Regions from separate parts of the Homo sapiens genome. Here region 2 is linked to region 1. The links are chromatin loops, found by intact Hi-C in ENCODE. Cell type or tissue: mammary epithelial cell. All regions are shown on one strand. Each heading gives the region's core, and the rest is flanking DNA. Links, peaks and the distances in the headings are about the cores only.

What was found. Peaks named below come from ENCODE experiments on the same cell type or tissue, not always from the same donor. Only the 100,000 strongest peaks of a DNase experiment are listed, where the experiment ranks them.
Region 2: a loop joins it to region 1, with 5 times the contacts of the local background. A loop is called at or near these places in 4 of 110 quality-filtered maps.

What each region holds. Positions count from the first base shown.
Region 1 is chr7:92,893,766-92,910,161 of GRCh38, reverse strand. The region is part of intron 1 of CDK6-AS1 (CDK6 antisense RNA 1); the gene reads right to left. Among named protein-coding and RNA genes, the nearest start is that of CDK6, 65 kb to the right of the region's middle. In mammary epithelial cell, for the core only: no CTCF peak of the experiment used is centred there; a DNase peak (open chromatin) is centred at 5,661; H3K27ac peaks cover 2,418 bases.
Region 2 is chr7:92,959,578-92,975,973 of GRCh38, reverse strand. It overlaps the pseudogene RN7SL7P. Among named protein-coding and RNA genes, the nearest start is that of CDK6, 130 kb to the right of the region's middle. In mammary epithelial cell, for the core only: no CTCF peak of the experiment used is centred there; a DNase peak (open chromatin) is centred at 7,313.

The DNA of each region.
Region 1 (16,396 bases), core at 4,633-7,132:
TTTACTAAGAAAAACATTTACAATTAAAAAGGATTGTTGATTTTTAAAACATTTTGATGAACCATATTAATACATTTCCTAATATTAAGACATATTTGATTTCTGTAATAAACTTTATTCTTACTTTTAATGTATTTGCTGCACATACAAGAGAAATGAAAGCCCAGACTATAAGGATCCAGATCCAGAAGAAAAGGGAGTTACAGAGAGAAGTAAGCCCAACATTCTGCATGCAAATTTTCCTATGAAGCATTTCCTGATTTCTAAGATGAGCACATATGGGGCAAGATGGCAGCAACTAGACAGAAAGCAGCTGCTAAGAAGCTAAAAAGCTAAGCAGATATTTAGGCAATCTCATGGTACCAAGGAAACAAAAATTGGAATTCAGGAACCACCAAGTAAAAGAGGCACTAGTAAACACTTCAGGCTTTCAATTACGGCCCTGAAAGGGATATACCCTAGGAGTAAGAATAATGCAGAAATAGAAAAGGCTTAACCAGATTAAAGTGTTCTGCATGTACTCTATCTGCCCTCCAGGAGAAAAAAACTAAATCTTTTCTGGAAAAGCTTACATCATTCAGAGACTAATTTTTTCAATAAATTTCTTGTAATCAGTAAAAACTTACTAAGTATACTAGGAAACGGGGCCAAACAAACAAAAATAAAGAGAAAAAATAGACAATGAAAAACAGAACCATAGGTGATACAGACATTGGAGTTATAAGACACTGACTCTAAAATAACTGTAACTGATATTTTGAAAAAACATAAATAAGAAGATTTTAAAAATTCACCAGGGAATTAAAACCCATTTTTAAAGTACCAAACACTACAATTAAAATTTAAGAAACTACCACTTTTTGTGTTTCATTGTAGTATCAAAGAAGAATATTCACCATTTTCTGAAAAAGACTACTAAAACATTTCCCTTTTTAATTACATATACCTGAGCCCAGATTTTCTTTATGTACTGCAATCAAAACAACATATCACAATGGATTAAAGACAGAAGCAATAAGAGAATCCCACTGGTTTCCATTAAACTGGGCATTTTAAAAAAATTGTAAAAACAAGCCAGGCATGGTGGCACATGCCTGTAATCCCAGCTACTTGGGAGGCTGAGTCAGGAGAATTGCTTGAACCTGGGAGGTGGAGGTTGCAGTGAGCCGAGATTGCGCCACTGCACTCCAGCCTGGGCAACAAGAGAAAAACTCCATCCAAAAAAAAAATTGTAAAAACATAAAGCAAGGTTCTTTTTCTCACTTAATATTTTTTGTTTTAGAAAATATAGCTGTTTTCACTTATTTATGTATTTTAACATGTAATGGGTTTATTGTTATTTTTAAATTATTTAGTAAGTATGTTTAAATTTTCTCAGTTTTCCATTTCATTGTGGTAACAATTAATAGATATAACCCACATAAAGAAAAGCTCTTTAGAGTTCTCAATACTTTTTAAGATTGTAAAGGGGTCGCAAGACCAAAAGGTTTGATAACACTGATCTATAGATTCAAAACATTTACAATCAAGTTCTCAGGATGTTTTCTGTGTATCTGTCTGTGTGTGTGGAAATTGGCAAACTGTTTCTAAGCTTTATATGGAAATGCAAAGGATCAAAAATAGCCAAGAGAATTGTGAAGAAGATTAGCTTACAGCTATCAAAGTTTATTTTAAAGCTACAGTAACCAAAAGAGTGATATTGGCACCAGGAAAAATAAACAGACCAAGAGGATAGAATTGAGTCCAGAAATAGTCCTTGTATACAGTTACCTGATTTTCAACAACACTGTTACTATGATGGAGTGGAAAAAGGATGGTCTTTTAAATAAATTATGCTGGATTGATTGTTCCACATTCTCATCAGCATTTGGTATTTCAGTGTTTTGGATTTTAATGATTCTAATAGATGTGTGGTATTATCTTGTTGTAATTTGAAATTCTCTAACGGCATATGATGTTGGACATATGTTGATATGCCATTTGCTGTCTGTATATCTTCTTTGGTGAGGTGTTCGTTCAGGTCTTTTGCCCACTTTATAATTGGGTTGTTTGTTTTCTTACTGTTGAGTTTTAAGATGTCTTTGTATATTTTGGATTCAAGACCTTTATCTGGTACGTGTTTTACAAATATTTCCCCTCAGTCTGTGACTTGTTTTTTTTTACTCTCTTAAGTTAATGCTTTAAAGGAAATTAAAAACAGAATCTTCTCTTATGTTATATTCTAGAACTTGTATTGATTTATCTTTCAATCCTTCTGAAATTGATTTTTATATCTGATGTGAAGTAGGGGTCAAGTTTTACATACACACACGTATATACACACACAGACACACATATACATATATACATATATAGAATACACACACACACACACACACACACACACACACACGCACACACATCCATCCAGAACTCTTATTCGTTGCTGGTAGGATTGTAAAATAGTACAGCCACTTTGGAAGACAAATGGAATTTTATGACAATGCTAAACCTTGTCTCGCCTTATGATCCAGCAATCATACTCCTATGTATTTGCCCAAATGACTTAAAAACTTATGTCCACACAAAAATTTGACATGAATGTTTGCAGGAACTTTATTAATAATTGCCTAAAATTGAATGCAACCAAGATGTCTTTCAATAGATAAATGAAATTAGCAAACTGTGGTACATCCCTACAATGTAATATTAATACTATTAAGCAATAAGAAAAAAATGACCCACAAACAGATATAGAGGAACCTTCAATGCATATTGCCAAGTGAAAGACGCCAGTTTGAAAGGCTACATATGTATATCTCCAACAAATGTCATTTTGGAAAAGACAAAACTATAGAGACAGTAAAAAGATTAGTGGTTGCCAAGGTGTATTAATCAGGGCTTTCCAGACAAACAGAAGCAATAGGATATTTATAAACATATGAGATGGACTTTATGTTAATAACAATGTATCAATATCAGTTCATCAACTGTAACAAATGTATCATATCAATGCAAGACATAAATTAATAGGGAAACTGGAAGAGCAGGGAGTGTATGGGAATCTCTGTTCTTTGGCTCAATTTTTCTGTAAAACTAAAATTGCATTAAAAATAAAGTCTATTAATTAAAATAAAATGCACTAACATAATAAAATTGTTGATCATTTGGACTTATTAAAATTTAAAGCTTCTACTCATCAAAAGACACCATTAAGAGAGTGAAAAGGCAAGATGCAAAGTGGAAGAAGATATCTGACATATTTAAATCACACAAACAATTCATATCTAGACTATGTAAGTATCTCTTATAAATTTATAAAAAACACAGGCTCAATTTTTTTCTAAATGGGAAAAAAACTTGAACAGCTTTTTACAAGAGATATCCAAATGACCGATGAACATGAATAGGTACTCAACATTACTAGTTATCCAGAAAATGCAAATTGAAAACAACATAGGCTATCTCTACACACACCGTAGAATGGCTAAAATTAAAAAGATTGACAATACCAAGTATTGATGAGGATATAGAGCAACAGAAACTCATAGGATGCTTTGAGGGTGTAAATTGGTAAAAACTACTTTGGAAATTTTGTTACCAGTAAAGCTGAGCATATGTGCACCGTATGATTCAGAAATTCAATCTGCAGGTATAAAATTAAATGAAATGCATACATATGTGCACAAAATGATAGTTATGAGAATGAGAATATTCCTAGCACATTATTCTCCATAGCACCAAACTAGAAGCAACCCAAATGCCCATTGTATTAGTCCATTCTCACACTGCTACAAAGACATACCTGGGACTGGGTAATTTATAAAGAAAACAGATTTAATTAGCTTGCAGTTCTGCAGGATGTATAGGCTTCTGCTCCTGGGGAGACCTCAGGAAACTTACAATCATGGTGGAAGACAAAGAGGAAGCAGGCACAGTCTTCACATGGCCAGGAGGAGAGAGAGGGAGTGAAGTGGCAGGTGCTACACACTTTCAAACAACCAGATCTTGTGAGAAATCCATCACAAGAGCAGCAACAGGAAAGTCCGTCCCCGTGATTCAATCACCTTCCACAAGGCCCCTCCTCCAACACTGGGGATACAATTTGACATGAGATTTTGGTAGGGACACAGAGCCAAACTATATTACCCATTAACAATAGAATAGATAAATTGTAGTATATATGTATAATGGAATACAATTTAGCAATGAAGAAAACTATATCTATCTATAAAAACATTAATGAACCTCAAAGGTATAACATTTAGCAACAAAAGAGTATATACTATGTAATCTCATTCAAATAAAATTCAAAAACAGGCAACATTAATTTATAGTAATAGGAATCTGTGCCGTGGTTACCTTTGGAGGAAGTAACAACAGGGACAGGAGCACATAGTAGGCCTCTGTGGTGGTGTTAATGTTCAGTATCTTGCTTTGTGTCAAAATCAAGCTGTAAAATTAAATTTATGCCCTTACAAGTCCATAAATTAAATTTAAATTTAATAAGTGAAACAAAAGCTATATCGTTGCCTAAATCAACCAACCATAAAGTCATGAGTCATAAAAATTCCCAAATTACTTTTAATCCTATCATTCCTAACCCTAAAACAGTGAGGCCCTCCTGATAAAAAGACGCACTCTCATTACAGACAGTCCAATGCTCTTCCTGTGCCCAGCACATTATTAATAATTAATAACTAATATTTTAGTGCCAGACACCACACTGACTAAATAGTTATTGTGGATGAATATAGTTAGGGTGGATAATAGTGTGGACTAAATAGTTAGTGTGGATTAATGCAAATCATGCATTAATATATTGAAATCTCCCAATAACCCTTAGAGATGGCTATTATTAAGCTACTCTATAGATGAGAAAGTAAATTTTCACAAGGTCACTATATCAGTCAATATCTTTCATTACAATTAAAAGAGACCAACTTTCGTTTAAGCAAAAGGGAATGTGCTTAAAAGGGCATTGCAGAACTCCCAGAGTTGCCAGGACTGCCAATGTGAGGACTCTGTAGCCATGAACAATACCCCAGATCAAGTAATGGAGCTGGTCCAATGTGAAAACACTGTCTTATTGCCCAGCACTGGTGAGTGTGGCCCACTCTGCCACACTGCCAGACCTGGAGCCCAGACACGGGCACTGGCAAGTCTGCCACTGCTCTGTGGGAGCTTGCCATAACTTCTGCCACCAGCACGACCAGCAAGAATGACTCTCAGTTCCCACTGCAGCAACCAAGTGCTGAGCACATGTTTCATGCCCTAAGGCAAAAAGGAATATATGCACTTAAAAAATCCCAGGTTTGGAAGGTGGCAAGTGGGAATTTGAACCCAGCTGACTTGGTTCCAAAACCAAAGGCTCAAATTTTTGCGAGGCTGTCTACAAACGGGTGATGTTACTTTACCATTTAAAGGACCAAATGAGGCAAGCAAATCCAACAACAAGCAAACCCAACAACACTTCATGTCACTGTGTCACTATCAGAAAGATTCAAAAATGAATTGCTTGACTAATTTATAGACAGAACAAAACTATTTATATGACAAATAGGGCTGCTGGAAATCACCAAGTGCTTTAATAAAGGCAGACAGGGAGGACCCCATATGACAGCTCATCCGAGAACCAGAACTGCACCATGTGGGGCCATGTGGCTGCATGCTGACTCAGAAGAGGGGTGGGGAAGGAGGGCCGCTTCTGATTCACCAAGACCACATCCTGCCCCTCCTTCATTCTTTCCCCTGGAAGCTGCATATCAATCTTCTTAGTGAAATCTCCCCAAAGCATGGGGCTCAGGTATTTTCAGCAAACGTCTGTGAACCTAAGAGTCCCATTTTCCAGGAACATTTGGCCCTGCTTCTTTTCAATGGCATTTAGGTGTGAAGTTGACTATGACTAAGTGTGAAGCTGATAGTCTGCACATGAATACTCAGGGCTTGATTTGGGTTATTTAGTTTTCCCTGTGTTTTCTTGGGCACAAACCAATATCTAACATCATATATATATATATATATATATATATATATATATATATATATATATATATATATATATATATATATGTCCTTTAAAAAACTGGCTTTAGCTGGTTTAAATCAGAAAGAAAATTCTTAAACACACAATACCAGTTAGGTAACAACTTGGGAGAAATGTGTTCTTTCTGACAATCGTGTAAATACATATTCATTATCATCAAAGACTAAACAAGCATGTCATCCTGCTCTGATTCATCTTAGGAAAACATGTGGTAGGCAATTCAAAATCCTTCAAATAAAGAATAAAAAGAGGCAAGGTCAAGTTTTTTGTTAAAGGAAATTTAGTAAAATTAGTGTATTTGTGGACTTTTTAATTTTGTTTGCAGTTTTGAAGGTTGGGGTTTTTTGGGGTTTTTTACTTTTGTTTTGGGCTATCATTATTATTATTGGTTTCTATGAAGGCAGTAGTGGGAGTTAGGATTAGAAAGGTTGTGGTAGTCAATATATGGAGGACTTTGAAAGGTTAGGGATCTGATCTTTATTCTGTAGGGAGGGAGTAATTCATAAAGGTTTTTTATCTACTTTATTTTTACAATTTTTTAGCCAAATAGAACAAAGAGAAAAGTGTGGAAATTTTAAGTAAATTTAATTTTTTAAATCACACGTTATGCAATCACCATTCATGTCAAGAAATAGCTACCAGCACCTCAGGAAGTTCCCTTGTGGTATTTTTAAATTTAAAAAATTATCAACTATAACCAAATAGAGTGAAAACGTAAAACATGTATGTTCTGTTTAACATGTCATTGCCATCAAGGTCAAGAAGTCTAAGATCGAAAGCACCCCAGAAATCTCCTGAGTTTAACTTTGAAATCTCCTGAGTTTAACTTCGAAATCTCCTGAGTTTAACTTCCAAATCACAACTTTCTCCCTCCGCATCCACCATTCCCAAACCATAAGGTAATTGCTACCCAAATATTTGGAATAACCATTTCTTTGTTTTACTTTGTTTTTACCACCTAGGTATGCATTGCTAAATAAGATAGTTTAGTTTTGCCGTTTTTGAACTTTGTTCAGATACAATCATGCTTGATGTTTTCTTTGTTGTTTTGCTTCTTTACCCAACAGTATTTTTGAGGAGTCATCCATGCTGATTCTTGTAGTTCATAGTCAATTTCTTTATTATAAATAATCTGTTGCATGAATATATCACAAGTTATTTATCCATGCTATAGTTGTTAGACAGTTAGTGGTTTCCAGGCTGAGGCTATTACAAATAATGTTAAGGCATTGTCTGTGTGTATGTAAGGGAAAAAGAGAGAGAGGATTAAGATGTATCTAGTAGTACTATGCAAGCTGAACTCAGATAGGGAGGAAAGAATCACGGAATTTAGTTGGGAGACTCAACCATAACAATCAAACATATGAGCTTAGTGATTAAAAAAGAAAGTAAGAAAGGACAGATTCCTAGCAGGAGTTCCCATTAATCTGCATTTTTGCCTGCTTTTGATGCTATCCATAATTTTAAATGTTTGCTAAAATAATAAGGAAAAATTAGCTATTGCTTTACATTTCAGTTCCCTAATTAGTAGTGAATTTGAGCATTCTCTTGTATTTTTTCATCAGACTATGAAAATTTGTGTGTAAATTGCCTATGCATATCCTTTGCCCATTTTTCTATCAACTAATTCTTGTCTTTCTTGCTGATTTGGGGGAACTCAGTAACTTCTGAATATTAATCCTTTGTCTATTACCTATATTGTATAGATATTTTACTTGCATATTGCTTATCTCTGTTCACAGTGTCTTTTGCTGTATGTAAATTTTTAATTTGTATATATGATGACTTTTTTGAGGTGTTACCTTGGCTAGGCTACAATATCTAATTATTCAATTAAACATCTAGTCTTAGTTTTCTTGTGAAGGTAGTTTGCAGATATAATTAAAGCCCTTACTCAAGTGACCTTAAATAAGGGAGATTATCTTAAATAATCTGAGTAAACCCGATTAAATCAGTTGAAAAGCCTTAAAAGTGGGACCGAGGCTTCTCCCAAAGGAATATGAAGTTTCACACTATGATATTCCCTTTCTAAAGACCTTCTCTACTGATTTCAGACTTTCTTAGTAAGCCCCAACAATCACACAAGCCAATCCATATGTGTGTGTGTGTGTGTGTGTCTATCTGTATGTGTACACACACATCTCTATCTTTCTATACATGTATCTATCTATCTGCATCTATATCTGTCTATATATATGTGTATGTGTGTGTGTGTGTGTGTGTGTATTTAAATTTGAATTTGTATTTATAATTATTCTCCCTGCTGGTTCTGCTTCTCTGGTTGAACCCTGACTGATACAGTATAATATTTTTACATAGTCAATCTATCAATATTCTCATTTATAGCTGCTGGGTTTTGTGTCTTGCTGACTTAGTCTTCATATAAATATGTTTGTAAGTCATGATTATACAGAATTGGTAGTAATGGCTAAAGATTGAAAAGCCCCTTCACTCCTCTCTACTATTTCTTCCCCATCTAGAAGTAACCATTGTTAATAAGTTGGACTATATTTGTCAAGCCTATTTTTTATACAAAAAAATAGCCCGTGTGTGTGTGTGTGTGTGTGTGTGTGTGTGTGTGTAAAAGTCTACAAAGTGAGCTGGAAGAACACATCCCAACTTAATGACAATGATTACATGTAAATGAGAAAAAAGTGGTAGACAGAAGTGAAAAGGGACTTTCAGCATTTTGTACTTTTGATTGTCTAAATCTTAGATAATGAGAATCTATTTGTATTTAAGTGATTTTTATATTAAAAAAACTTCATAAAAATTATTAATAATGATTCCATGATTCCAATATTTCAAATTTGGGTAAGCCAAGAGATAATGGTTCCATTGAGATAAATAAAAATGCCAAAAACCAGATGTTTACTTCAAGAATTACAAACTCCAAAGCCATGCTTAAATGCATAATAAAAGACAATAGGAAGATTGAATGTGGTGTCTAGCTAGGAGCACATGCTTGACCTAACTTTCAAAAGTCTACGGACAAATAAAACATATCTACAGGCCAAATTTGGCTTTTGGGCCATAGCTGTGTAACCCTTCCAACGATATAGGAAAAGAAGAGGTTGATTTCAAATCAAGAACGATAGAATTTGAGCCTTAGAGATGTTTTTAAAATCATAAAAGCTAAGACTCCAGTAAAAACAACAGCATAATTTGGTAAGAACTTGTTCCTTTTGAAAGGTGTATTATAGATACACACTCATGTTGTTTAAGAATTTCATCCTATTCTGATTTAATTTTGGCTGAAGGGCTGGAGCAATACAAAATTCTCTTCATCTACTTTCAGATAAATAGGAAGAGACACATTTCTCATAAAGACAATTTAGTAAGAGCTCTATTAAGTTTAGGAAACTGAGAAATGGCAAATTTTGAATTTTACAGTGTGACATTTAATAGAAGCTTCCATTAGAAATACCATACTTAATATCAAATGTTTTTTTTTAAAAATGAGGGACAGCAACATGGCCAGGACTCAGCATTTATCTCACACTTGTCAAGGTATAACTGTTGAGCAGACACTGTAATGGATAACAGCCCACAAATGTTTACAGACCAAAAATTAATCAATGTAATACATCATATCAATACAATAAAGAACAAAACATGATCATCTCACATGATCATCTCAATAGAAAAGGGAAACATTTCACACAATGCAAGACTAAAATATTGTTTATAAAAAACTAGGAATGGAAGGGAACTTTCTCAGCTTGATAAAGTGCATATATGAAAAACCCACAGTTAATACATGTTGAGCATCCCAAATCTGAAAGTCCAAAATCCAAAATGCCCTAAAATCCAAAGCTTTTTGAGTGCTGACATCACGCTCAAAGGAAATGTTCACTGGATCATTTCAAATTTTTGGTTTTTTTATTTGGGATATTCAACTGGTAAGTACAATGCAAATATACCAAAATCCAAAAAAACAACCACCAAATCCAGAACACTTCTGATCCCAACTAGTTCAGGTAAGGTATATACAACTTGTGTAATACATAAGGGTGAAGAACTGAATGTTTTTCCCCTAAGATCAGGAACAAGACAAGAGTGATTATTCTCACTACTTCCATTTAACATTATACAAGGTGAGCCAATTAGGGGAGAAAATGAAATGAAAGCAATAAAATTTGAAAGAAAGAAGTAAAATATATGTATACATGACATGATTAAGTCATCATGATTCAGAAAATCCTAGATAATCTAGCAAAAACTATTCAAACTAATAAGTTTTGCAATGCTGCAGGATACAAGATCATTATACAAAAATCAATTGTATTTCTACACACTTGCACTGAACAATCCAAAATGAAATAAAGAAAATAATTTCATTTCTTATAGCATCAAAAATAATAAAATATTTACAAATATATTTAACAAAGGAAGTGAAAAACTTGTGTTCTGGAAAGTATAAAATATTATTGAAAGAAATTAAAGACAACCTAAATAAATGGAAAGACATACCATTTTCATAGATCAGATACCATGAATACACCCATGTTCATGGGCAATATTTCCCAAACTGATCTACAGATTCAACTCAACTATTCAAACCATTCAATGGACAAAGAATAGACTTTGTAGCAAATGGTGCTGAACCCTTGCCTCACACTATGTAGAAAAATTCACACAAAATAGATCAAAGACCTCACTGTAAGAACTACTATAGTTTCATAAAACTAGTTTACAAAATGAAAACTATAAAACTCTTAAAAGAAAATATCAGCTTAAACCTTTATAACCTTGAGTAAGAGAAAAGTTTCATAGATATGACACTAAAAGTACAAGCAACAAAGAAACACATGGATAAATTGGATTACATCAAAATTTAAAATTCTTGTGCTACAAAAGTTATCATCAAGAAAGTGAAGAGACAACCCACGAAATGGGAGAAAATATTTGCAAATCATATTTCTGATGAGAGACTTATACCTAGAATATGTATAGAAATCTTATGATTCAGAGGTGGCTGGCAAGATGGCCAAATAGCAACAGCTGCAGTATGAAGCTCCCAGTGAGATCAACACAGAAAGCAGGTGATTTCTGCATTTCCAACTGAGACAGTGGGAGCAGCCCATGGAGGGAAAGCCGAAGCGTGGTGCAGTGTCACCTCACCCAGGGAGCACAAGGGGTCAGGGAACTCCCTCACCTAGCCAAGGGAAGCCGTGAGGGACTGTGCCATGAGGCATGGTGCATTCTGGCCCAGATACTACACTTTTCCCACAGTCTTCACAACCTGCACACCAGGAGATTTCCTCAGGTGCCTACACCACCAAGGCCCTGGGTTTCAAGCACAAAACTGGGTGGCCGTTTGGGCAGACCTCGAGCTAGCTGCAGGAGTTTTTTTGTTTTTGTTTTTGTTTTCATATCCCAGTAGTGCCTGGAACATAACCGAGACAGAACTGTTCACTCCCCTGGAAAAAGGGATGAAGCCAGGGAGCCAAGTGGTCTAGCTCAGCAGATCCCACCCACACGGAGCTCATCAAGCTAAGATCCACTGGCTTGAAATTGTCGCTGCCAACACAACAGTCTGAAGTCAACCTGGGATGCTGGACCTTGGTGGGGGGCGGGGCATCCACCATTACTGAGGCTTGAGTAGGAGGTTTCCCCACACAGTGTAGACAAAGCTGCTGTAGCCAGACTGCCTCTCTAGACTCCTACTCTCTGGGTAGGGCATCTATGAAAGAAAGGCAGCAGCCCCAGTCAGGGCCTTACAGATAAAACTCCCATCTCCCTGGGACACAGCACCTGGGTGAAGGGCTGTGGGCACAGCTTCCGCAGACTTAAACATTCCTGCCTGCCAGCTCTGAAGAGAGCAGCAGATCTCCCAGCACCGTTCTTGAGCTCTGCTAAATAACAGACTGCCACCTTAAGTGGATCCCTTACTCCCATGCCTCCTATCTGGAAGAGAACTCCCAGCAGGGGTCAACAGACACCTCATACAGGATAACTCTGGCTGGCGTCTGGCAGGGGCCCCTCTGGGATGAAGCTTCCAGAGGAAGGAACAGGCAGAAATCTTTGCTATTCTGCAGCCTCCATTGGTGATACCCAGGCAAACAGGGTCTGGAGTGGACCTCCAGCAAACTCCAGCAGACCTGCAGCAGAGGCTCCTGACCATTAGAAGGAAAACTAACAAACAGAAAGGAATAGCATCGACATCAACAAAAAGGATGTCCACACCAAAACCCCATTGGAAGGCCACCAGCATCAAAGACGAAAGGTAGATAAATCCACAAAGATGAGAAAAAAAACAGTGCAAAAAGGCTGAGAATTCCAAAAACCAGAATGCCTCTTCTCCTCCAAAGGATCACAACTCCTGGACAGCAAGGGAACAAAACTGGATGGAGAATGAGTTTGACGAATTGACAGAAGTAGGCTTCAGAAGGTGGGTAATAACAAACTCCTCTGAGCTAAAGGAGCATGTTCTAACCCAATGCAAGGAAGCTAAGAACCTTGAAAAAAGGTTAGACGAACTGCTAACTATAATAACCAGTTTAGAGAAGAACACAAATGACCTGATGGAGCTGAAAAACATAGCAGAAGAACTTTATGAAGCATACACAAGTTTCAATAGTCGAATTGATCAAGCAGAAGAAAGGATATCCAAAAAAGGAAGGATATCAGAGATTGAAGAGCAACTTATGCAATAAAGAGAGAAGACAAGATTAGAGAAAAAAGAATAAAAAGAAATGAACAAAGGCTCCAAGAAATATGTGAAAAGACCAAATCTACGTTTGATTGGTGTACCTGAAAGTGATGAGGAGAATGGAACCAAGTTGGAAAACACTCTGCAGGATATTATCCAGGAGAACTTCCCCAACCTAGCAAGACAGGCCAACATTCAAATTCAAGAAATACAGAGAACACCACAAAGATACTCCTTGAGAAGAGCAACCCCAAGACACATAATCATCAGATTCACCAAAGTTGAAATGAAGGAAAAAATGTTAACGGGAAGCCAGAGAGAAAGGTCAGGTTACCCAAAAAGGGAAGCCCATCAGACTAACAGCAGATATCTCTGCAGAAACACTACAGGCCCAAAGAGAGTGGGGGCCAATATTCAACATTCTTAAAGAAAAGAATTTTCAACCCAGAATTTTATATCCAGTCAAACTAAGCTTCATAAGCAAAGGAGAAGTAAAATCCTTTACATAGAAGCAAATGCTGAGAGATTTTGTCACCACCAGGCCAGCCTTACAAGAGCTCCTGATGGAAGCACTAAATATGGAAAGGAACAACTGGTACCAGCCACTGCAAAAACATACAAAATTTGCAAAGACCATTGACACTATGAAGAAACTGCATCAGCTAATGGGCAGAGTAACCAGCTAGCATCGTAATGACAGGATCAAATTCACACATAACAATATTAACCTTAAATGTAAACAGGCTAAATGCCCCAATTAAAATACACACACTGGCAAATTGGATAAAGAGTCAAGACCCATCGGTTTGTGGTATTCAGGAGACCCATCTTACATGCAAAGACACACATAGGCTCAAAATAAAGGGATGGAGGAATATTTACCAAACAAATGGTAAGCAAAAAAAAAAAAAAAAAAAAAAAAGCAGGGGTTACAATCCTGGACTCCAGCAAAGCAGACTTTAAACCAACACAGATCAAAAGAGACTAAGAAGGGCATTACATAATGGCAAAGGGATCAATGCAGCAAGAAGAGCTAACTATCCTAAATATACATGCACCCAATACAGGAGCACTCAGATTCATAAAGCAAGTTCTTAGAGACCTACCAAGAGACTTAGACTCCCACACACTCTCTTTGGGCCTGTAGTGTTTCTTTAACACCCTACTGTCAATATTAGACAGATCAACGATATAGAAAATTAACAAAGATATTCAGGACTTGAACTCAGCTCTGGACCAAGTGGACCTAATGGACGTCTACAGAACTCTCCACCCCAAATCAACAGAATATACAGTCTCCTGGGAATCACATCACACTTATTCTAAAATGGACCACATAATTGGAAGTAAAATACTCCTCAGCAAATGCAAAAGAATGGAAATCATAACAGTCTCTCAGACCACAGTGCAATCAAATTGGAACTCAGAATTTAGAAAATCACTCAAAACTGCACAACTACAAGGCAGCCGAACAACCTGCTCTGGAATGACTACTAGGTAAATAACAAAATTAAGGCAGAAATAAAGATGTTCTTTGAAACCGATGAGAACAAAGATACAATGTACCAGAATCTCTGGGACACAACAAAAGCAGTGTTTAGAGGGAAACTTATAGCACTAAATGCCCACAGGAGAAAGCAGGAAAGATCTAAAAATCGACACCCTAACATCACAATTAAAAAAACTAGAGAAGCAACAGCAGACAAACTCAAAAGCTAGCAGAAGACAATAACTAAGATCAGAGCAGAACTGAAGGAGATAGGGACAAAAAAAAAAAAACCCCTTCAAAAAATCAATGAATCCAGGAGCTGGTGTTTTGAAAAGATTAACAAAATAGATTGACCACTAGCAAGACTAATAAAGACGAAAAGAGAGAAGAATCAAATAGATACAGTAATAAATAATAAAGGGGAGATCACCACTGATCCCACGGAAATACAAACTACCATCAGAGAATACTATAAACAACTCTACACAAATAAACTAGAAAATCTAGAAGAAATGGATAAATTCCTGGACACATACACCCTCCCAAGACTAAACCAGGCAGAAGTTGAATCCCTGAATAGACCAATAACAAGTTCTGAAATTGAGGCAGTAATTAATAGCCTACCAACCAAAAACAAGCCCAGGACCAGACAGATTCACAGCTGAATTATACCAGAGGTACAAAGAGTAGCTGCTACCATTCCTTCTGAAACTATTCCAATCAATAGAAAAAGAGGGACTCCTCCCTAACTCATTTTATGAGGCCAGCATCATCCTGATACAAAAACCTGGCAGAGACACAACTAAAAAAAGAAAATTTCAGACCAATATCCCTGATGAACGTCAATGTGAAAATTCTCAATAAAATACTGGCAAACCAAATCCAGCAGGACATCAAAAAGCTTATCCACCACGATCAAGTCAGCTTCATCCCTGGCATGCAAGGCTGGTTCAACATACACAAATCAGTAAGTGTAATCCATCACATGAACACAACCAATGACAAAAACCACATGATTATCTAAATAGATGCAGAAAAGGACTTTGGTAAAATTCAACACCCTTTCATGCTAAAAACTCTCAATAAACTAGGTATTGATGGAACATATCTCAAAATAATAAGAGCCATTTATGACAAACCCACAGCCAATATCATACTAAATGGCAAAACCTGGAAGCATTCCCTTTTAAAACCAGCACAAGACAAGGATGTCCTCTCTCACCACTCCTATTCAACGTAGTATTGGAAGTTCTGGACAGGGCAATCAGGCAAGAGAAAGAAGTGTATTCAAATAGGAAGAGAGGAAGTCAAATTGTCTATGTTTGCAGATGACATGATTCTATATTTAGAAAACCCCATCGTCTCAGCCCAAAATCTCCTTAAGCTGATAAGAAACTTCAGCAAAGTCTCAGGATACAGAATCAGTGTGCAAAAATCAGAAGCATTCCTATACACCAATAATAGACAGAGAGCCAAATCATGAGTGAACTCCCATTCGCAATTGCTACAAAGAGAATAAAATACCTAGGAATACAACTTACAAGGGATGTGAAGGACCTCTTCAAGGAGAACTGCAAACCACTGCTCAAGGAAATAAAAGAGGACACAAACAAATGGAAAAATATTCCATGCTCATGGATAGGAAGAATAAATATCATGAAAATGGCCATACTTCCCAACATAATTTATAGATTCAGTCCTATCCCCATCAAGCTACCATTGACTTTCTTCACAGAACTGGAAAAAAACTACTTTAAATTTAATATGGAACCAAAAAAGATCCCGCATAGCCAAGACAATCCTGGGCAAGAAGAGCAAAGCTGGAGGCTTCATGCTACCTGACTTCAAACTATACTACAAGGCTACAGTAACCAAAACAGCATGGTACTGGTACCAAAACAGATATATAGACCAGTGGAACAGAACAGATGCCTCAGAAATAACACCACACATCTGCAACCATCCGATCTTTGACAAACCTGACAAAAACAAGAAATGGGGAAAGGATTCCCTATTTAACAAATGGTGTTGGGAAAACTAAGCCATATGCAGAAAACTGAACCTGGACCCCTTCCTTACGCCTTATACAAAAATTAACTCCAGATGGATTAAAGACTTAAATGTAAGACCTAAAACAATAAAAACCCTAGAAGAAAACCTAGGCAATACCATTCAGGACATAGACATGGGCAAAACTTCATAACCAAAACACCAAAAGCAATGGCAA
Region 2 (16,396 bases), core at 6,352-8,851, 64 kb before region 1:
AAGAATAGGGACATTGTTAATTTTGACCAGGGCAAAGTCAATGAAGTTATCACAGTTCTGGAGGCTGTAAGTTGGTTTCTGGTGAGGCCTCTCTTCCTAAATTGCAGATGGCTGCCTTCTCATTGCATCCTCGCACAACCTGTTCTGTGTGTGTGTGTGTGTGGATAGAGAGATCATCGGGTGTTTCTTCTGCTTCTCAGAAGGACACTGGTCCTGTCAGTTTAGGGCCCCATCCTTATAAGGTAAAATCCATCATTTTACCTTAATTGTCTCCATAAATGTCCTATCTCCAAATACAGCCACATTGGAGGTTAGAGCTTCAACCTATAAATTTTGGAGGAATATAATTCAGTCCATAACAGCAAGCAACTCTAGATAACTCTTTGAAGACAGTTATTATGAAGGGAAAGAGAAAAATGGGATAGAAATTCAAAAGACATGTGGACATGAGACAGAGGGGATAACTATAGAAACAAAGTCCCTGGAAAGGATTTATAATCTATAGAGGCCTTTGACCAGGTTGTCTTTTGACCTTGGCCAAGCACATCAACCACAGAAATGAGAAGGAAGTCAAAAAAGAGGAATAATTACGTGGGCAGGGTGGTGGCTTTCACAGAGAAATATGAAGGAGTTCCTGTCTAAATGCTCCTGCTTTCCTGATGCATGTAACACAAGCTTATAGTGAGCATGAGCATGGCAGAGAGGTTGGGTAATGTAGGAGGTTCACACAGAAGGCATGACATGGTCATCAGGACGTGTAAGCTGATGAAAATATTATGAAAGTTTAGTAAGATTCTGGAGATGTTGAGTGTCCACCTGAGATTTATGTCTGTAGAACTTAAAGAGAGACCAAGCAACACTGGGGGGATGGGTGTGTGTGTGTGTGTGTGTGTGTGTGTGTCTGTGTGTGTGTTTGTGTTTGTGTGTGTGTAGGTATTTTTTCCAGCCATTTTAACTGCTCAGACATGGGAATAGGATAAGCAGACAGTTAGGTTTAACCTGGATCATGACTCTGGAGCGAAGTCCAGTCAAGAAAAGAAATAGAGAATTAAAAATTTACACAAGACAATGCTTAAATGAGAAGAGATATAGATTATAGCTCAGTAAAAAGAAAATAAGTGAGAAGAGACAAAAACATCGAAAATGACAACTCCAAAAATAAATTTCCTCTCTGTCTCTTCTGTGATATAAAGTTTCTTAAGAAAGATAAGCTAGATACTCTTTGGCCATGTTTGCAATGGAGTATATACAATTTTGGACTCATTACCACATTAATATCAAATAATGCCACTATGATTAATAGTACATTACTTTTAAATAATGATTTATGTATTCCATGTACATTTTGCATGGAAAACTCAGATAAACTTGAGATCTGGGTAGGCAAAAATCAGGTGAGTACATATTTAAGAAACTCTTTCAGAATAAAACTTAATGGTAACTATCTTTCCTCACTCATTAGATTTTTCATTTAATTTTTTATTCCTAATACTTTTATCTTCAGAGCTTAGTATGTTTGATCTCAGACTGGTATTAATATGCATAAAAAGAAGTAGGATTTTACAGATGAACTTTTGTCTTGGAAATTAAACTATGTTCAGTCTTTCTTCCTGTCCAAATTTTGAGCTAAAATTCTGAATATGAAAACCATTTCTAGACTCCATGAATGCCCTAATCCTAAATTCTTCCTGAGTTGTGAAGTGGAAAATTAATCGTTTTTGTTGGAAAACTCCCTGTTCAATGGGTCCAGATCAGCACTCAGATGATGTCAGCAAATGTTACATTTTTTTCCAATTATGAAATGAATTATGGGGCGCTAGCTAACCACAGTTAGTCATTAAATAAAAGTATTTTGGCTGATACATTGTTGTTCTGCCAGGAAACACAGGTGTTTTGTTTTTAAAGAATTTTTTAAAACATTGCTTTAAGAAAAGATTGCATTGACAATCCTTCAGCACAAGCAATATAGAAGCATTAACAAGAAGGTGTTATTCATAGAGAATTTGTGTGGCAGGAGTAGAGATTGTATTTTCTCATATGAAATAAAGAATTGCTTTATGTCTAAAGAACTGAAATATTTGGGCTATGATATATGAAGACAGTGATATATGACTGCATATTTAAACACATTTATACGTGAAGTCTTAAGAGTTGAATGAAAGGCATCTTATAAACACGAAATTTTATTATTATCAAGAACAAACTTTCTTGGACTGGGATTTTTCAGAGAATGCTAGTTCATTCTTTCTATGATGATCACCAAAGATTGCAAATGCATAGTCTCAAAATGATGGCATTTACATCTTTTAACATCAAACAAGCTCTATTTGTTAACAGTAGAGCTAGTGCCATACTTTCATTTGTAGGTGGCTTCTTGAAAGATGAATGAGCATAAAATGTTTTAATTGGCCTAACAGTCATAGTGGCAATTTTTAATCATTTTTCACTTTCAGTAATAAACTTACACTTATCTTTTTTCCTTTTCAATCTACTGTCCTCAATTTATGTATCTCTAAATCACTCCTGAATGAAGCAGCTGCTTTCAACAGATTTATCTGAGGAATTTGATTATCTCATCCAAACTGTGACATCTTGAATCATGTATTAATGGCATGCTTATGGAATGAAGCAGTTTTCTGTTTCAAAATGACTTTTTTTCTGTGTGTATAAATGTCACATGTCTATAATCCTCCATACTCAAAAATTCTTACCTAGGATACAACTATGTTTAAAAAAGAACAATAACCTATTGACTAGAGTACCTTAATAAACTGTTGTTGGAATATTATATATTCCAAGAATAATAAACATATTTTAGGGCTTAAATATTGAAAGTGACATTTTTAATGTATCCCAGATATCATTCCCAAGACCTGGATTGCCTAGATCTTATTTCAGAGTCCCTAAATGCTTTTGTTGAAGACTGCACTCAGAAGTATATTTCTTTAGAAAATTTCTTCCCTTCTGGCCCGGCACGGTGGCTCATGCCTGTAATCCCAGCACTTTGGGAGGCTGAGGAGGCAGGCGGATCACAAGGTCAAGAGATCGAGACAATCCTGGCCAACATGGTGAAACCCGATCTCAACTAAAAATATAAAAATTAGCTGGGCGTGGTGGTGTGCACCTGTAGTCCCAGATACTCGGGAGACTGAGGCAGGAGAATCACTTGAACCTGGGAGGTAGAGGTTGCAGTGAACTGAGATCACACCACTACACTCCAGCCTGGTGACAAAGTGAGACTCTGACTCAAAAAAAAAAAAAAGAAAGAAAGAAAATTCCTTCCCTACCAAAAATAAATATGGATATTTCATTTTTGAATGCTGATGTACACCAGGGTCATTCTTCAGATTCTCAAGAGTGTCTGAAAAACATGTTTTAACCAACAGCATATTTAGAATTTCACTATTTATTCACAAATACATGGAATCCACTTGTGGCACAAAAACTTTTTTTAAATACCGAAAAGACTTAAATTATTTATGAAATAACTACTGCTAATATAGTTTGTATGTTTGTCCCCAGTAAAATCGTATGTTGAATTATAAGCCCCAGTGCTGGAGGTGCAGCCTGGTGGGAGGTGTTTTGATCACGGGGGTGGATCCCTCAGAGCTTGATTCTGTCTTTGCAATAGTGAGTTCTTGTGAGATCTGGTCATTTAAAAGGGTGTGGTTCCTCCCTCCGCCACCCCCAACCTCCACCCACACCCCTAGTCTCTCCTTGCTCCTGCTTTTGCTATTTGATGTGCCTGCTACTCCTTTGCCTTCTGCCATGATTGGAAGCTTCCTGAGGCCTCCCCAGAAGCAGATGCTATGCTTCCTGCACAGCCTGCAGAACCATGAGCCAATTAAACCTCTTTTATTATAAATTACCCAGTCTCAGGTATTTCTTTATAGCAGTGCAAGAATGGCCAAATACAACTGCCTATACAAAAGTAAATGATTCTGCAATAATCAGAGTGAAATATGAATTAGCTATAGTTCAGCTAAATGTTAGGGACAATTTGTGAAATGAGAGGACTCAGACCAGTGACCAGATTTTCTACTATGTTGAAAGAAAATAGAAAAGTATTTCTATGTAAAAGAAAATAGATCATGAACATATAATTCTTCCATATCCTTTCATTCTTCCACAATTAAATGTGGCCAATCCTATTGTCAAACATGGTCAGGGAATGTGTTGTTCTGCTCAAAGGTTTGGGTTAAATGATTAGTTTAACAAAAAATTGTATAGATATATAGTAGATATGTAACATACATATGTAACATATATACATACATATATGATAACTTTCAAAGACCTTGAATGCCCAAGTGATCCTACTAAAACTTGTTTAACCACAAATGCGTTAAATTCCACCATCATAGCATTCTAGCACTTAGTCTCCATGTATAACAATGTTTCTAAGTAGGGTTGAGGGAAGCATATGTAATTCTCACCTGTAATGCCTAAAACTTTGTTCCCAGATGGAGAATTCTCCTGACTCCCTGTTCCACTCACCATCCCTGGCCCTAGGCAAGCAAGAGGAACTGGATTTTCATGGTTTCCACCCAACGATGGTAGTCTCTATGGCCTGACCAGTTGAGGAGGTGCAAGGAGGCTGAGGGTAAAATCCAGAAGGCTGAAGAACTATGATGGAGTGACCAGACGTCCCTCTCAAAACTCAAGGGAAATCTAGTGGGGCATGGTGGCACATGCCTGTAGTCCCAGCTACTCGGTGGGCTTAGGCATGAGGATCGCTTGAGCCCAGGAGTTCTGAGCTGTAGTGAGCTATGACCATCAGATGTCTGCATTAAGTTCAGCATCAATATGGTGACCTCCCGGGAGTGGGGACCACCAGGTTGCCTAAGGAAGGGTGAACAGGCCCAGGTCTGAAACGGAACAGGTCAAAACTCCCATGCTAATCAGTAGTGGGACCGTGCCTGTGAATAGCCACTGCACTTCAGCCTGGGCAACATGGCCAGACCTCATCTCAAAACAACAACAACAACAACAACAAAAAAAAAAAAAACCCTCTAGGGAAATCTAGGTGAGAGGAATGCAGAATATTTAAGAAAAGTACCTGAAGATCTGATTTGCAAACTGATACATTCAAGGATAAGATTGTTTACATAGCAGAGGGATTACAATGGGTCCTAGGGACACGAACAAACACATTTTCAAGGATTTGCTTATAACTTTTTAAATAATAAAAAAAGAAATGAAAAGCTAAAATGTTATAAGCCGCTGGATGATTTTCAAACATGGAAGTTTCCATTCCTATTTATTTTTAATGTTCATGTCACTGGATAAGAACGGATCAGGCTGTAAGATACAATCCCAGCGTCCTGACCAAGCAGGACATAGGACTACCTCAGTCTCACCAATCTCTCTGCTTCATGGCCCAGCCCCCACCCTCCTGCCAAATCCCACCTTACTCAAACAGCACCCAGTCATTGTCTTTTTCACACAAGCAGAATATCAAAATGAAAGCCTCACAGGACAAATGCCCCTCATACTCTTGGGGACAGTAAGGAAGGTACATCTTTCAGCATGTATTTATGCGGGAGAACCCTCCTGACTCTTCATCACCTTTGACTCTCACCTTCTCAGGGGAGGGTTTTCTCCTTTGCTCTAACCCCACATGTCTCACCCTGCACTTGCTTTCTTTTTTTGCAAAAAGAAAAAAGGTCACCACTGATTAGACAAAGGAGCAAGAAATCATCTGCATTTCACAGAAAAACTTACATTCAGCAACTCTCTTTTTCTGATCAGGACATCTTTGATGATCATTTCCTGCAGAACTGTGCTAGGAAAGGCCCTGGGAATTTATTGTCCTTGTCTTTGACCTTGTTTTATTAAAGGACTGCTAGAGGTGGAGCAATAAAGGTAAGGGAACTCCTGAGGCTATATAAAACATATTTATAAGTAGGCATTTCTAGGCAGCATATCACAAGCTGGCAGGCTGAAGCTGGTGTAAGTCTTTCTTTTCAGCACATTCACCATTCCACGTAAAATCCCTGAAAAGTATTTGCTAACATGTTGCTATCAAAAAGATGCTATGTACCTCAATTAGACTAATGTTTTCTAAAAATATTTGCACCAAATGAATTCCTTCGTGTGGGCAAGAATCTTTTAGAAGGGCATTTATTGGGTTTTTGTCTGCTTGTGAAAGTAACAGAAGCTCAATTTTAGAAAAGCCCCAAAACCATGAGAAGGAAAATAAAAATCATATGTTATTCCACCTAACAGACACAACCAACGTTAACATTTTGGGGTATTTCCTTTCAGCAGTGGGAGAGAAGAGAGAGTTACCACATTTGGGATCATATTATATTATATATGTATTTTTTATATCTTGTTTTCATTTAACACTACATCATTGATTTAACTTTCAACAAATATTAATGAGCTATTATAAATCAGAACCAAGCCTGTCTCTAAATATTATGAGCATTTTCCAATGATACAACATAGGCTCCAAAACATGATTTTTAAAAGATATACAAAGTTCAAAAAGTGTGCTGTTGTATAACATAATAAAATCATGTTCCAGTTCTTGAACATACAAGTTATTTCTTTTTTGTGATAGTTTTATTAAAGTATAATAAACTGCACCTATTAAAAGTGTGCAGTTTCGTAGGTTTTGACCTATGAATGTAGCTGTGAAACCATCATCACAATCAAGATAATGAACACACGCATCACCCCCAGGAGTTTCCTTGTGCTTATTGGTAATCCCCCTCTCAGCCCTGCCCTGCCCTGACCCCCATCTCTAGGCGTCTGATCTGTTTTCTGTTGCTGTGGATTAGTTTGAATTTTGTAGACAATTTAACAAATGGAATAATACACTACATATTCTCTTTTGTCTGGCTTGTTTCACTCACCATAATTATTTTGAGATTCATCATGCTGCTGTGCAATCAATACTTTATTCCTTTTTATTGTTAATTAGTATTCCATTGTATGGATATACCACAATTTGTTTATCCATTCATCTGTTGATGTATGTTGTTTCAATTTTTTATTATTATAAATAAAAGTGCTATGAACATCGTGTCTTTGTATACTCATATTTCTTTTTCTCTTGGGTAAAGACTTACACACAAATGTTTATGGCATCTGAAGATAAAATGACTGGGTTATACAGCATGCATGTGTGTGCATGTGTGTGTGTGTGTGTGTATTTCCGAGAAATTGTCAAACTGTTTTCCAAGATGGTTGAAACATTTTCTTCCCCATCAGCAGTGTATGAAGGTTCCAGGTGCCCCACATCCTTGCCAATACCTGATATGTTTCAGTCTTACTCATTTTAGACTTTCTAATAAATACTTGGTCATGTCTTATTGTGGTTTCATTTTGCATATCCCCAATGACTAATAATGTTGAGCATCTTTTCATGTCCTTAGTCTGTTGGGAAGATTTCTCAAATTCTCAATCAGGTTTAACTTAAAGGGACAGCCTTCAGTCACAGAAGAGTCCTTCAAAATGTAAATTCTTAGGCATTCTTTCTTTAATGATACACTTCTGCCATTTTGTCTCATTTTTATCCAAGGCACTGAAAGTTGCAATAGAAATAAAAGATTGATCTTATTAATAGATTAACAGATCATGATCATGATGATGACGACGACAATGGCAGTGATTTAAAAGGCTTACCTAATCAACAGTTGGACAACTCTAAAACAAATATATTTAAAGAGGAACACCATCATTGTAAGGACCCACCACCACTTTTTAAAGAACCAAAGACCTCATGATCATGACAATTATGATATTACTTTATGCCTTTCCTCAGAAATCTCCCCACTTCTTCATGGTCAGTCCTGATTAGCAATTCTGACGTGGGTCTCTAATCATTTCTCGTTCATTTCCCCCAATCCATTTTTTCTGCAAACCTCTTACTCCATTCTATTTAACCCCATGCCCACTCTCCCTTCTCTCAGCAAATTATCTGCATTTTATATCATCCAGAAAATAATCTATCAGGTGTGATTTCTATTCTGTTTTTTCCCACCTTTCACAAACATATCTGCTTCTTCATTCATGGTTTCCCTCACTGCCATGTGTGAGAGAAATACATATTCCTCCCCTATCTAAGGAGGAGTAGTACAGACTCTGGACTCCTCTTCCAAATCTGTAGGCAGCTGGTATGTAGTACCTGACTCTTTCCTGTATCGTCAATCTTTACCTGGCCATTGATTCCTTTTTTTCAGCATCCAAGCCTGTTTAAGACTTTTGGAGCTTATGATTAAACTCTCCCTCCATTTTGTGTTCTTTCTCCAAAGCTTCCCTTCCCTTCAGAGCCACATTTCCAGAAAGCAGAGATTACTCCTTTCTTCCTCACTTTTCATTCATACCTAAATCAACACAGTGTAGTCCCACTAAACACCTTGACCTGTTTTGCTAAGAATCTCCTAATGGTCAAAACTACTGGACACTCCTCAGCCCTGATCTTATTTGACATCACAGCTGTTTTGAACTTAAGTAACTGTCCCTTTATTTGATTTCTGTTCCACATTTCTTCTCTGGTTCTCCTTCTACCACTGTAGCCACTCAGTCTCATTTGTATGGTCCTATTGTGCCTCACACCTCTTTACATTAGTCATCTCCAGAGTTGTTCTGCCATGAATCTTCATTTGTCCTTCTACTTGCTTTCTCCAGGAAATTTCATCCACATGTGTGGCTTTTTCTTTTTTTGAGACAAGGTCTCACTCTGTTGCCCAGGTTAGGGCACAGTGGCTTGATCTCAGCTCACTGCAGCCTCAACCTCCTGGGCTCAAGTTACCCCCTCACCTCAGCCTCCTGAGTAGCTGGGACTATAGGCATGAGCCACCGTACCCGGTTAATTTCTTTTTTTTTTTTTTTTTTTTTTGTAGAGACAGATTTTGCCATGTTGCCCAGGCTGGTCTCAAACTCCTGGCGTCAGGGGATTCACCTGCCTTGGCCTGCCAAAGTGCTGGGATTACAAACAAGAGCCACCACGCCCAGCCACATGCATGGCTTTTAAGTGTCACATATAACTTCTTAACTTATATTTATTTTTTTATTTAATTTTAAAAAAATAGAGACAGGATCTATGTTGCCCAAGCTAGTCTCAAACTCCTGGGTTCAAGCAGTCCTCCCACCTCAGCCTTCCAAGGTGCTGGGATTACAAACATGAGCCACCATCCCCAGCCTTAATCTATATTTTTACTCAGGACTTTCTCTGGAGCTTCAAACCAAAACCCAAAGTGTTCATTAGACATGTCAACCTAGTATCCCCTCTATCACTTCAAATTCTATAAAACTAAACTCTTCAACATTTCCCATTTTCAATTCTTCACTCCTGCCCTCAAAATCTGCTCTTCCTCCAACATAATTTTTATCAAGTCTAGGTTAAATCAGAACATTGGAAATCATCCTTTATCTCACTCCTATTTCCTAATGGTCTTATGGTTTTGCCTTACAAAGACTGACTGAATTGTACCATCATCACTATGGCACCCTCCTGACTACCCTACTTCAGGCCTTCCACATCAGTTTCCTAGACTTCTGCAATAGATACCACAGCAGATGAGATAGATCGGTGGGCTCAGCATCCATCTCTCTTCTTAGTGTTCGTTCCTGAACAATAGCAGATTAAAAAAACTAAAGAATTTATTTCCCCAAATTCCTTGCAGTTAGAGTTCTGGAAGTGATTTAGATTGCTCCAATCAGATACACTCTTCCAAGATTTGATTTTGCTATTGAATTAAAGGGAGAGAAGGGCCAGGCACTATGACTCCATTTTGCTAAAAAGAATCTAACAGGTGCAGCTTGGTTCTGAGTTGGCTTGCTTATTTTATACACAGATCATGGCTAAGGTGTGTGTTCCTGAGGCCAAGAAGCAGATAGGTCCTGAAGTGTCAATTTAAGAATCATTTCTGGAGGGCCCACCGGAAGCCTGCTGTTCCACCCCTTCCCACAGGTTTATAAGCACCATATGCCTATATTAAAACTGCTCAAAATTGCTCAAGTGGTTTCTATTATCTGCACCTGAACTCTGAGTAATCCAGCCTCTTTCTACATTTTATGCTCCTTGCACTGCCTCCACATGCCATGCAGTCTCACACCTCCTCTCTCTGGTTCATGGTGTCACTTCTACCTGGAATGCCTTTCCCTCCTTATGTGCCCATGTGACTTGAATGAGATGGAAAACATTGAACAGAGGGAAGGTGCTGTCAAGGAACAATTTTATATATATATGACAATCTCTGGGTTTGTAAAGCTAAAGATTTCTTCTGCAACATTTCTCCTTTCTCCTGTTCCCAAGGCAATTTTTAAATATATCACCTCAAAATCAGTTCATTATACATTCACAAAACTATGGCTGATTTCTGATAGTTAACTACCATCTATTACTATCTCCTCCTTTTAAAAAAAAATTTACATTTTTAGATTCTATTCTTATTTTTGGTCTCAAATATCTAGAAACAAACCAAAAATAAAAGTCTCTGAGAAAATGCACCTATTCTTATTCCCCAGGAATTCATTTTCTATGGTATTCATGGAAATGTTACATGGTCTAAGGAGAAACAGGAATGACTATAGCTTGTTCAAAAAGCACAAGATTGATTCTTTCATCCAATTCCCCAAGATCATGAACTTGAATGTTTTCGTCCTGTAGAAAGCTAGATTTCTCAAGACCATGTTATTTGTTGTATGTGAAATGAAAACTGACTTTTCATTAACGAGTAGAATATTAGTACTAGAAGGAATATTAGCAACCACCCCACACCATTTACAGATAAGGAGGCAAAAACCCAGAAAAAAGAAACTACATACCTGGAATGGCCTAGCATATTTATTGCAGAGTTGTGTTGTGTCCCATAATGCCAATTAAGGTATCATTTTCATATGCCTTTCTTTTGCGACATTTCCAATGCTGTTTAATGATCTGTGAGACCTAGTTTTTGTTAATTTTAGAGTAACTGGGAAATAGGGAGTTTTACACAATGCAAGCAAGAGCAAAGGACCACATATTCAAAACCTCTAAACCAGATTAATCTTTTCAAGTAATCACTATTCTAGGCTAGAGGAAACAGGCCCTAGAGAACTAATATATAACACAGAGCAATTCAGTTCAATCTTTTCTTATATTGCTGCTGAGACTGAAAGGGTAGGCTTTCCAGTTACTGCTTAGAGTCAAAGCTATCCTTCATATGTACTGACACATAAGCCTATGACTTCTCTCATTTCAAGTATTATTTTGGGCTTTCCACAAGGATGTCCAAATATGTATTCTTTCTTAACTGAGTTAACATACCCATCAGTATGTGAGGGCTCTTGCTTAACCAAGTGGAAAGTAAATCTATTTCAACCAGATTTTTTTTTTTTTTCACTATTTCCACTGCCTTATTTTGGACTTTCTAACTGCCCAGCTTTCAAGACAAGATCCATAATTATTTGCAAACCTCCACAAATTAAGAACCTGGAACAGTAGCTTGGCACTGTTCCAGATGCCCACGTGCAATCTCTCACACCTGTGGTCTCTTAGAGGGTCAAGCCTAAGTTGTCATCAAGTGCGGGTGGGCAGGCCACCATCAGACTCTAAGTCAGATAGCAGTTTTTACAGATCTAACTACTGTTGCTCCACTGGGTGTCCATGGAGACTGAAAAATTGGTTTATTGCCTAGAGAAATGGAAATAAAACCAAGTCATTTGGTTTCTATGTGGTTTCCACGAAGCTCAGGAAATTTTTTGGCAAATGATAAAACTACAGATGGCTAAAGCTACATGATTCCCTTGGTCAATTCTCGATCTTATCAAAAAAAATAAGCTCTGTGTACATTACTTGTAAAATATGAAAATATTCAAAATGAAGGCATATCAGATTCTCAGGTTATTTGATTTTTGGTTAGATTGAAACTATTATTTAAAAGAGTGACCAATATATGCAACAAAATCTAATAGGTTAAAAAGTCCTTGGATTCATTACATATGGAAAATGTTTCTCATCCACAAATTCAACAGTGTTCCAAGCATGAAAGAAAAAGCTAGTATTTAATAAGGGTGGAGGAGACTGAAACACCTATTCATTAATCCTATGGAAATATTTGTCACTCATATGTGGTTTAGGGAATTGGGTAAAAATAGCACCTTCCTAAGCATTTGTTCATCTGGGTATGGACCTTTATCTATCTGAACAAGTAAACATGACGTAATAGCAGACAGGAGACTTGTACAATGGACTCCCTGATAAATAAGGATGCAGAGGTGACAGCTTGGCACGTGTTGGCATGATTTCACAGCATCTGTTGGCCTACCGTCAGATAGAAAACAACGCCTGGCAGACTCCCTTTCTCAATGAATGCACAAAACTAGTCAGGCCAAGAAAGGTGGCATACATGAGTTACAACTGAGAATTGGCCTGAACTCAGCTGTTCAGTATTTGGGATAATTAATGCTGCTTTTTAGCTTGTCTCAGAAAACTTACGAGAAATACCCATAAAAGTTTAACTTCAGAAGTGAAAAATAAAAATTGATTTTATACATGAATGCCCATCGTGGCCAAGTAGGTATGAAAATTAATGTATGGAACTAAGCATAAGTAAAACAAGAGACCGGTGTGATGATAAATGCTACTGACACAGGGGCTCAGAGTTGGGGAAAAACTAGGAGTAGTGACGGCTGTGGCAAAGTATAGAACACACGTCTTCTTGAAAGGGAGTAATCACGGCTCCAGTCTACCTATTTGATGACATGTCTTCAAATATTACAAAGGAAGCTAGGTTTGGTTTGCCCACATCTTGCTGGAGTCCCTACAGTGACCTATTTATTTAAGGAAAAAATAGTAAAAGGAATGTGGACAACCGACGATAACCAACTCATTAAAATAATTTTGTATGTCACAAATTTGTATAAAAAAAGTAATTTCATACAAATGTATACACTGGCAAAAAAAAAAAAAACTGTGCATACAACAACCCCCCCACCCCCATGACACACACACTAAGCTTACATGACCCAGAAATAAAGGAAAGCTGACTTGGCTAATATACAGAAAACTGAAACATGGGCTATGAATCCAGCAAGGAAGGAGGAAAATGGTGTTTTCCTATTTTGTTTCTTCCATCATTCTCCTAGACTTTCTCCTATGTGTGGTTTGGCTTTGTGTTTGGGGCTTAAGTAATCAAGAGGTTACAGTGAAGGAACATGTGGAGTTATTTCTCACTTCTCCACCCTCTGCCTATAGAAGAGTCATTTCATTATAAGCCATTCCACTTCAATCATATTTTATAATTTGAAACCTTCCCTGGTTTCCCAATACTTGCCAAATAAAGTCCCAATTCCTTGGTTCAGGCCCCAACAAGCTTCCCAATATGGTCTCCACTGCCACACCCACCCTCAGCTTTCAACCAACCCTCCTCACCATCCCTCCTATCCACCACCATGTTGTCCTCTTCTACCTCTTGATAGTGCTTTTTCTCTGTTCCTCTCCATCAACCTCCTATGTATCCTTCCAGATCTACTTAAAATCTCATCTCCTGTATGAATCCCTCCTAGACCAGACCAGTTGAAGGCAATTGCTCCCTCCTCTAAATTTCACATGGAACCATAATAACGATGACAATAGCCAACATGTGCCAGGCTCTCCTAGCCTCTGATTCTCTGTGAGATAGACAGCACTATTGACCCCATTTTACAGGGGACTATGCTTGAGCTAGACATAAAAAAGAAAAGTGTATGTCTTTCCTGACAGAAAAACAACAGGAAGAGATCTCATTGGACAACTTGAACTATTTGCTTATCCCTGAACCAATTACAGTGGCCAGGCCTTGGATCACATACTGATACTATGGGGGTAGGATGAGCCAAACCCCAAATCATGCTGACTGATGTCAGAAGGGAGGGGAAGTTCCCAGAGGAAAGCTGGGGTTGCCTAATATGAGAAAGAACGCTGGGAAGTCCAAACAAAATTTCCACTCCACTTCCTTACCTGCAAAACTGTTAACTCCATTTAGCTCCTGCTCCCAAATTAACCGAGCCCCTGCTATCCTTCTTTAAGTAAAGCAAGACTTCTAGTCCATATGACACAGGGAGTTCACACTTTTACTCCCTCTGCTTTGACCACACAAAAAGGAAAGATAATAGACAACTTTTTAAAAAACTGGATACAAAATCAAAAGAAACATTTTTGTAGACCAAAAACAATAAAAGCAGCATAAAACTCTGAGCAGAGCAGGAATTGATAGACATATGACCATTTTAATACTTAAAACTAAGCATAAGGTTGGCCTCTCTCCCCACCTCCAGCTCCATTCTCAGTCCTGTATATGATCAGCCCCTCTCCCCATACCTGTAAAAGAAGGCTGGAGAAAACTATTACTGACCAACAACTAGGGCAGTGCCTTTAGCAATGTGAAAGCCTACAGACCAAATACAGCTTCCTGATAAAGTCTCCCACTGGCTCACTAACTGGATCTAAAATACCCCCATTGTTGCCTTGAAGGTGAGTCTGCAAAATGCTGTTGCATATTCTGCATAGAGGTGCATAGTGAGTCAGCTGAAGCTACCACCACATGTTTGGGTAGGGAGACATGAACACGATAAGGGGGAGGGTCTTTCTTTTTTTTTAATTATACTTTAAGTTCTAGGGTACATGTGCACAATGTGCAGATTTGTTACCTATGTATGCATGTGCCATGTTGGTGTGCTGCACTCATTAACTCATCATTTACATTAGGTATATCTCCTAATGCTATCCCTCCCTGCTTCCCCCACCCCACAACAGGCTCCAGTGTGTGATGTTCCCCATCCTGTGTCCAAGTGTTCTCATTGTTCAATTCCCACCTATGAGTGAGAACATGCAGTGTTTGGTTTTCTGTCCTTGCGATAGTTTGCTGAGAATGATGGTTTCCAGCTTCATCCATGTCCCTACAAAGGACATGAACTCATCTTTTTATGGCAGCATAGTATTCCATGGTGTATATGTGCCACATTTTCTTAATCCAGTCTATCATTGATGGACATTTGGGCTGGTTCCAAGTCTTTGCTATTGTGAATAGTGCCACAATAAACATACGTGTGCGTGTATCTTTATAGCAGCAAGATTTATAATCCTTTGGGTATATACCCAGTAATGGGATGGCTGGGTCAAATGGTATTTCTAGTTCTAGATCCTTGAGGAATCGCCACACTGTCTTCCACAATGGTTGAACTAGTTTACAGTCCCACCAACAGTGTAAAAGTGTTGCCATTTCTCCACATCCTCTCCAGCACCTGTTGTTTCCTGACTTTTTAATGATCGCCATTCTAACTGCTGTGAAATGGTAGCACACTATGGTTTTGATTTGCATTTCTCTGATGACCAGTGATGATGAGCATTTTTTCATGTGTCTGTTGTCTGCATAAATGTCTTCTTTTGAGAAGTATCTGTTCATTTCCTTTGCCTACTTTTTGATGGGGTTGCTTGATTTTTTCTTAAATGTGTTTAAGTTCTTTGTAGATTCTGGATATTAGCCCATTGTCAGATGTGTAGATTGTAAAAACTTTCTCCCATTCTGTAGGTTGCCTGTTCACTCTGATGATAGTTTCTTTTGCTGTGCAGGAGCTCTTTAGTTTAATCGGATCCCATTTGTCAATTTTGGCTTTTGTTGCCATTGCTTTTGGTCTTTTAGTCATGAAGTCCTTGCCCATGTCTATGTCCTGAATGGTATTGCCTAGGTTTTCTTCTAGGGTTTTTATGGTTTTAGGTCTAACATTTAAGCCTTTAATCCATCTTGAATTAATTTTTGTATAAGGTGGAAGGAAGGGATCCAGTTTCAGCTTTCTATATATGGCTAGCCAGTTTTCCCAGCACCATTTATTAAATGGGGAATCTTTTCCCCATTTCTTGTTTTTGTCAGGTTTGTCAAAGATCAGATGGTTGTAGATGTGTGGTATTATTTCTGAGGGCTCTGTTCTGTTCCATTGGTCTATATCTCTGTTTTGGTACCAGTACCATGCTGCTTTGGTTACTGTAGCCTTGTAGTATAGTTTGAAGTCAGGTAGCGTGATGCCTCCAGTTTTGTTCTTTTGACTTAGGATTGTCTTGGCAATGCAGGCTCTTTTTTGGTTCCATATGAACTTGACAGTAGTTTTTTCCAATTCTGTGAAGAAAGTCATTGGTAGCTTGATGGGGATGGCATTGAATCTATAAATTACCTTGAGCAGTATGGCCATTTTCATGATATTGATTTTTCGTATCCATGAGCATGGAATGTTCTTCCATTTGTGTCCTCTTTTATTTTGTTGAGCAGTGGTTTGTAGTTCTCCTTGAAGAGGTCGTCCACATCCCTTGTAAGTTGGATTCCCAGGTATTTTATTCTCTTCGAAGCAATTGTGAATGGGAGTTCACTCATGATTTGGCTCTGTCTGTTGTATAGGAATGCTTGTGATTTTTGCACATTGATTTTAT